Linked DNA regions of Homo sapiens: all the other regions are linked to region 1. A link is a loop called in an ENCODE intact Hi-C map of the cell type or tissue named here. Cell type or tissue: prostate gland. All regions are shown on one strand.

Region 1 (2,500 bases):
CTGCAAGTGCTTGGATGTAACTACAAGCAGAGCTTCTCCCCTGCACATGGAAGTGGCCCAAGCCAAGCAAGGCCAGGGAGGCGCGGGGAGAGGTGCAAAGTGCAGAGAGGAGCAGGGAGAGAGACCTGGGAGAGGAGTGAGCACAGAGAGGGTCCCGGCTCCCTGACTCATTGGCCAGGAGGCACCTGCCCTCATCGTATCTGTGCCTTCGGTAAGGGGCCGGGACTCAGCTTTGCCCTCCTCCTGCTTTCCTCGCATCTCTACTGAAAATGCACCTGTTTGGACCTGTTACCTCGAAGGCATGAAGACTTTCATAAGTGTTCACCCTGCCACTGCTGCAGAGCCCATGTCCAGGGGAGCTTCCCACACTCAGGGTGAGGGCACATTTGTGGATCACAAAATCAACTTTGTCACCACCAGCTTTTTGGTCCCTTCCTTTCCCCTCCTCCTCTCCCTCCCCTTTCCCCTCCCCTTCCCCTTTCCTTTCCAACGGGGTCTCATTCTGTTGCCCAGGCTGGAGTGCAGGGGTGTGATCACAGCTCACTGCAGCCTCTACCTCCCGGGCCCACAGGGTCCTCCTGCCTTAGCCTCCCAAGTAGCTGGGACTATAGGCACCTGCCACCATGCCCGGCTAATTTTTGTATTTTTTGTATAGATGGGCTTTCGCCGTGTTGGCCAGGCTGGTCTCAAACTCCGAGGCTCAAGCAATCTGCCTGCCTTAGCGTCCCAAAGTGCTGGGGTTACAGGTGTAAGCCAGCGCCGCCTGACCTTGTTTTTCTTTAATGAAATGATGGCCTTTGGTGGTCTGAGCAAGCTCTGGGGAAGACAGCCTGGTTGCTCCCTCCCTCCCAGCCCCTGGGGTTCATCTCACTCAGAAGGGAAGCCATCTCCAGGGCCTCTCAGTGGTGTGGCTGCTGTTACACGGGCCCTGAGATCCCCACCCAGAGGATCTTCCTGTTGCAACTCCTTTTTTATCTCAACCTAGCCTGTTCTCACACAACGTCAACCTGGTGTCTTACTGAATGAATCCCTTCTCATGTTTGTATTTAAAAGCACTAAAATACTTTCGAACTACTTGACCTTAGTTTATACCTAACCTGGGGCAAGTGTTTTGGAACAACAGAAGTGACAAGAGTGCTTACAGGACGCTTAGAATGGTACTGCTGTTCTCTGGTCCTCATTAATCAAACCACAGCTGGAGGCCTTCGCTGGAAAGTGTACGACATGGCTCAGACTTGGGATGGCACAAACCAACACCTTCTGAGCCAGGCCCAGGCTCAGGCCCAACCAGTACACGATGTGCCTCCAACTTTGCCGGGAGACCATCCGCGGCTTCCAAAATTCCCCGAGCAGCGTGCGCACACCCACAGCCATCCAGCCAGGGCAGACTTCGGCCGGCTCTTAAGGTTTTCTTCCTAATGAGGAATTTTCAGCATCCTCAGTTCTTGTTTAAAATGGCACACAAAGCCCAGGTTGTTCCCTGAACTGCAAACCTGTCTGCTTTTCACCTTTTCCCAGCCTCTCTGGCTGGAGGGCGACAGCAACCCAGGTGAGACTGGGGAGGCCCCAGGCCCCGGGCTGTCCTCCCATTTCCCTTCCAGCTTTCAGCACAGCTGCCTTCTCTAATGCCACAGGCAGATTCGTGCTTTACTGCAGAAAGTGGTATTTCCTAGCTCATAATTTAATTATTTTAGAAAAGGCTATCTTTTTAGTTTTACAGATGTTAACTTTGCATCTCAAAGTTAAATGACAAAAAAATAATAAATAATGTAAGACAGACCAGCTGTCCAGCAAATAATCCAGAGAGAAATGCAAAAATGTTCTGGACAGCCAGGGCTGACCCATCTATGCCTTCAGAATGAAGCTGTGAAGTTTCTTTTTATTTATTTATTATTCCCGAAGCCGTGAATTTTAAAGAGGCCTGGCCAGGGACACAATCACTAAATAAAACAAAGAAGGGGATCCTGACTAGCTGGGCCGTCTGAGTTAACCAGACGTCATTTATTATCAACAGCAGTCCCTACGCTGGGAAGACAGCAGAGGTGTGTAGACAGGTAGTGCCAAGCGTCTTTCTCATCCTGAATCTCCTTTGTCCAAGCTCAAGGCCTGTGATGAAGACTCACTCTCAGGCCTTTGGGGTACAAGAGGCTGCCATGGTTATTCTGTTTGGAAAACACTTCCAGAGCCCTGACCCCACGGTGCATGGGTGGCTCTGCCTCATCACCCAGCAAGCCTGAGGGGACCTGGGTGAGCTTCTTCTTTGCCCTCCAACCCTGCAGGGGCGTCAGGGCACCATGCAACTCATGCCCACATGCACTTTGATGGAGAGCGTCCCAGGCTGGGGACACACACCAAGGCTTGCCATCACGTTCTTTTCATCAGTGTAACAGCGGTAACTGTCCAGGGACACGCAACCTCCTTGTCTCCCATCACACTCCGTGGCCCAAACACAGCACAGCTGGAGCCGGGAAATATCCACTAGGTGAATGCCCATCACTGC
Region 2 (2,500 bases), 160 kb before region 1:
AACAAACCCCCAAACCTAAAATAAAAGTTAGGAAAACCTAATTTCAAAAGGATATATGCTGCGTGATCCCATTTATAGAACATTTGTGAAATAACATTCTTAGGGGGATGAGGGACAAGTTAGTGTTTGCCAGGGGTTAGGGATGCAGGAGGGGGTGAACGTGGCCCCAGAGAGGTAGCATGAGGGGTCTTGTCCCATTGGCGCCATCTTGATTGTGTGTGGGTACTATTTCGGTTGTGGTTGAGAAACTGCACAGATGCACATGCGCACACACACGCACACGAATGCACTTAAAGCTAGAGAAATCTGAATAAGCTTTGTCGGCTGTACCAATGCCAATTTCCCGGTTTTGATTTTGTCCTCTGGTTTTGGGGCATGGTGGCCTTAGGGGAGGCTGGGTGAAGGGTGCATGGGACCTCCCTGTACATTTCTTTGCAACTTCCTATGAATCTGTAATTATTCCGAAATAAAAAGCTTAAAATATGACCATTGAGTTATTAATGGTAAGGAGTCAGCATAAGAAGAAGACATGGAAATTTGGTGTGCCCAGTACACATGTTGCCCAGGTGGGGCTCCTGCCAACGGAGTGCCCAGTGGTGGGAATGTGAGGTTTTCAGGACCCAGCATGCTCTGCAGAGCGGGAGAGAGGACGAGCCTGCCGCCTTGCTAAGGAGGGCTAGTGTAGATTTACCCTCTTTCCAGCAGAGATGAAGATCTTGGTCAACGGCATCTCTCACGGGTACGGAGATAAGCATTAAGATTTATGAGTAACTTGAGGGAGAGTGGGAGAATGTTGCTTTTTTTCCCCCAGACCTGGCCTCTAAGGAGACTTGGCTGTCTAGTTATAAAGGGTACATAAAATGCTCTGGAAGATGAGATTACATTAACTCCTGGAAATACCAAAAGTACTTTATTTTAATGTACTTGTTCTTGTAGTTATGAGCAATTTGGATAATTACAGTTGGCAGGGATGCGCCGACGCACATACGCTGGAGTTACATATTATCCCAGCCTTGATCCTGGGAATATCACAGCCCTTCACCTGTGACACTGGAGTTTAAACTGGAGCTAAGGTGTAGCCAGTGTCTTCTAAACAGAATGGGTATTGGATACAAGCCCGCTGTTAAGTCATTGCTGTCACCTAGGTAAACACGCCTTTGTAACACAGTTATGAGAAATGGACACCAAAGAGAAATAAATACTATACTGCTATGGGATATTCCTGAATGACCCAGCTTGTGGTTAGACGCATTGCTCCACCAGACAAGTTTACAGTGAACTCGGGGCAGGTGTCTTGCAGTTATATGGGAAGACAAGGAAGCTCTCAATAGGAAATGCTTCTGCAAACACACTGCTCGCTCACCATAAAGAAAGGCTGCTTCTAACATTGCAGTAGTACCCTGGAGTAAAGCCCGTCCTTTCCCCATTTTCTCAGGGGAAATAAGTACTAAGGAAGTGCCACATGCGATATTATCATCAAGCGCCACAACTCTCAAAGGGCTGCTTCTCTTAAAAAGCCCCGAGGGACTCTGTTGCATAGTGAGTTTAAAGATGCAGAAAATCAAAACTTCATCTGCACTTGAGTAATAACACTCCGTTGCTGGATTACTAAAATATGATTCTAGGATGGAGATTAAAGGGCGACACCTCAGCTCCCAGCCAAGCCCTGAGGTTGTAATTCTATGGTGGGAGAGGCCCCTTAGGCTTTCATATTAACAGTGTGGTTAGGGAGGTTGCCAAGGGTGGCTTTGCTGGGGATGTGAAGGTGTCACTGTCACCTTGCTGGGCATAGACAAGGCACTTGGAATGGACAGCTCCAGGGCTTTCACTCCTATCTCCCTAAAGGAATCTAAGGGTTGGGCAGACACCTAGCGTGCCAGGTGCAGGCAAGTCACCTGGGTGAGATGGGCAGTATATTCCAAAGTGTTAGGCCTCTTAGGCTCTTATTTCTGAGTAATAAGCACTTTTTTGAGTGTGTTGGCTTCACATTTGATTGAAACATCAAAGCATCACAGTTTCTGTTATGTTCAAATTGGGTCAAACAAGTGCCATCCAGACAGGGTATGGACTTTCATACCTTTCATCATCATTGCTCTACACGTTGGATGCTGGTTCATGTTTAATGAAATGTATTAAAGTTGAAATCCCAGGATGCCCTAGTTTTACTAAAACAGTGAATCTTGTACATTAATCTGTGCAAACTAGCTCCATGGCCCGGAGCCCTGGCAGCTCAGCTGTCCCTCTTCCATCCTCCACACTGCCAAGGGGCAGTGAGAGGCTCCAGCATACCTTCCTTCCAAGAGCACTGTCACCAGTTCCCCCTCCCCACCCGTCTTCCCCACTGCCTGGCTCCCCTTCCACCTGAGCCTGCCACGTGCTCCTGAGCAGTTTCCCCTTCCGTTAGCCCAGAGCCTTCCCCATGCCCTCGAGCTGTTTCCCAGGACCCTGCCAGCCAGCGCAAAGCAGGAAGGTGCCTTTCGGGCAGTTTGCTGTTTGTGGA
Region 3 (2,500 bases), 65 kb before region 1:
GAGGAAGCCATGCAGAAAGGTTTGGGCTTCCTCAGGGTTCCCTGCGTGGCAGGAATGGGTGCTGGGAGGGATGGTAGCCGAGGAGGTCAGCGCAGTGACCCTGAGCAGAGCTTTGCTGTTGCACGGGATGAGGATTGCATTCTGTAGGGCAGCAGCTGTCTCCAAGGCTTTGTTAAGGTGGAAAACTTCTGTGATCAGACGGGGATCATTCAGTCCAGGGACAAACAGGCCCATAGCAGGTGGCGAGACCAAAGCCAGGTAGACAGAGGTGTTGTGTTTGTCACTGAGAGCCTTCGAGGACCATGTCCAGGCGTGATGTCAAGGCTGGAAGTGAACCAGGGGGACCTCACCCTCCTTGTGACCTGGGAGTATCATGAAGGGAAATGCAAAGGGCGTTTTCAGAACGGGATCCAGATGCAGAAGACGGGAGTGTGTGTGTTTTCCACGTCTTCTTGCTGGTGCAGGCGGTGGCCCTGCCTGGCTGGCAGGTGCTGGCCCCTGCTCTCTGTGCATTCTCTCACCAGGGTTCTCTCTGCCCACATCATCCAGAGACCCAGACAGGTGGCCTCACTCACAGATTTCCACCTGGAGCGTTAGGCAGGGTCCCTGCTGGCAGCAGACCTGCAGATGACCCAAGTGTGCACCTGTGCTGTGTGCTCACCCAATGGCTGAAGCAATATGAACCTCTTTACTTTAGTTTTTTTATGATAGAAAAAAAATAACAGTATCCTCTTTAATGGACTGTAAATGCCCTTTCCAACATCACTGCTGTTTCAAGATGGAGGACATCTGTATTTGCTTTTGTTGAGTACTTAGTAGCAATTCACTTAATACAAATGTGAAATACAAGGTTGGTAACAGAATCTCCCCTGTGAATCAAACCATTCATTCAAGTAGCAATCTGGGCACTGCTGAATTAGACACACGCCTCCCCCATGTGGTTGAAGAGGGGACACAGCTGTTCTACCAGGAGGAGGTCCCAGGCATCAGGAGGAAACAGAAGCATGCCGCAGGGCTCTGGGCATCCCTGGAGCACCTGCTGCTGCGGTCTCTAGCAGAAACGCAAGTTCAGGGGCAGGGCTGGAGGGCTCTCTGTTGCACCACTGTCCTGCCTCTTTCTTTCCACCTAGTCAGGTCAAATCACTTTGCCCAAAGAAGTTTCAGAAATATCTGTAAGACAACAACAGAAACTGTGAGCACTTTCTTTCTTGCCGGTGAGATATTTATTTGAACATGTTGCTCTGCAGTGGGCGAACCCTTCACGGTGTCTGCTTCCTTTTGTCTGAGATGCTGGGGTGCTGCAGCAGAGATGCAGAGGGCAGTGCTTCAGCTTGAGGCTGGCATGTGTGGGCAGCACTTTTGCAGGTGATGCTGTTTCTGCAATAGTGAGTCTGTCATCCCAAGCACAGGGATTCATTGGAACCATCTCTGCATCCTACAGGATTGTGGACTTATAGGGCAACAGAGACCCCGGAGATCCGAGTCCAAATGCCCTCTCTTCACTTGCCAAAAGTCTCATATTTATTAATCAGAAGAACTAGCACTAAGTCCCCGGGCTCGCTCCTGATTTTTTACTCTGTTTTTGAGTGGGCTCTGGTAAGCCCACATCCACAGGCATTGCTGAAGATGGAAAGAGGGTATCTATGATCAGATTAAGGTATGTTGAGCTGAAGCATGTTTTCAAAATACTAAAACTTAAATTTTGGAAACTTAGAACTTTAAAAAGCAATTAAGGCCGAGTGCAGTGGCTCACGCCTGTAATCCCAGCTACTTGGGAGGTTGAGGCAGGAGAATCGCTTGAACCCAGAAGGTGGAGGTTGCAGTGAGCCAAAATCCCGCCACTGCACTCCAGCCTGGATGACAGGAGCAGAACTCTGTCTCAAAAATAAAAAATAAAAAGCAATTTAAATTTTGGGGGACGTTTCTATAGAATCTGTTACACATTTTCTGGCTTACTTGTACAATCTTTTTCTGTTAATGCCAGATTGTCTCTGCAGGTATTGATGGTTGAGCTGATAGCTCAGAGGCCAAGAAAGCTCCAGTCTGTCACTCCAAGACCACTGTGACCTTGGGCACGATACTTAAAGATCCTAAGTTGAAGGTGGTGCAAAAACTGACTTTCTAGCAGGGTTGCCTGATAATTGTAGGGCACTTAGCACAATGCCTGGCATTTGGCAAGCCTCCCCAAACTTGTAATTATGTTGATGGTGATGACGATCAGAATGGCAGTGCCCTCACGAATTACTGGCGAGGGAGACTTTATGTACTTGTACTGAAAGGTGCCAGATTTCTGGTCTATGTTCAACTTGATGATTATTTCATTTCTTCTCAGTCAATTCTCAGAGTTGGTTTATATCCACTTAAAAATGTTTAAATTGTGTCTCCCATCCAAGTACTGACCCTGCTTAGCTTCCAAGATCAGTCAAGATTGGATGCATTCAGGGTGGCATGGCAGTAAATGAAATTTTTTATCATGGCAAAATATGCATAACACAGAGTT

The links. Hi-C counts contacts between places; a loop is a spot of excess contacts. Peaks named below come from ENCODE experiments on the same cell type or tissue, not always from the same donor. Only the 100,000 strongest peaks of a DNase experiment are listed, where the experiment ranks them.
Region 2: it touches region 1 in a loop (2.2-fold over the local background); 2 of 110 quality-filtered maps call a loop at or near these places.
Region 3: a loop joins it to region 1, with 2.6 times the contacts of the local background. A loop is called at or near these places in 3 of 110 quality-filtered maps.

What each region holds. Positions count from the first base shown.
Region 1 is chr15:25,673,932-25,676,431 of GRCh38, reverse strand. It overlaps a transcript of ATP10A not described here. Among named protein-coding and RNA genes, the nearest start is that of LINC02250, 96 kb to the right of the region's middle. RefSeq lists an enhancer at 2,309-2,500. In prostate gland, no CTCF peak of the experiment used is centred here; a DNase peak (open chromatin) is centred at 1,281; H3K27ac peaks cover 1,707 bases.
Region 2 is chr15:25,837,703-25,840,202 of GRCh38, reverse strand. The region is part of intron 1 of ATP10A (ATPase phospholipid transporting 10A (putative)); the gene reads left to right. Among named protein-coding and RNA genes, the nearest start is that of MIR4715, 9.9 kb to the left of the region's middle. RefSeq lists enhancers at 1,882-2,381, 2,382-2,500. In prostate gland, no CTCF peak of the experiment used is centred here; a DNase peak (open chromatin) is centred at 1,153.
Region 3 is chr15:25,738,468-25,740,967 of GRCh38, reverse strand. The region is part of intron 2 of ATP10A (ATPase phospholipid transporting 10A (putative)); the gene reads left to right. It also overlaps the pseudogene RNA5SP390. Among named protein-coding and RNA genes, the nearest start is that of MIR4715, 110 kb to the left of the region's middle. In prostate gland, a CTCF peak has its summit at 937 (motif pointing left); no DNase peak of the experiment used is centred here.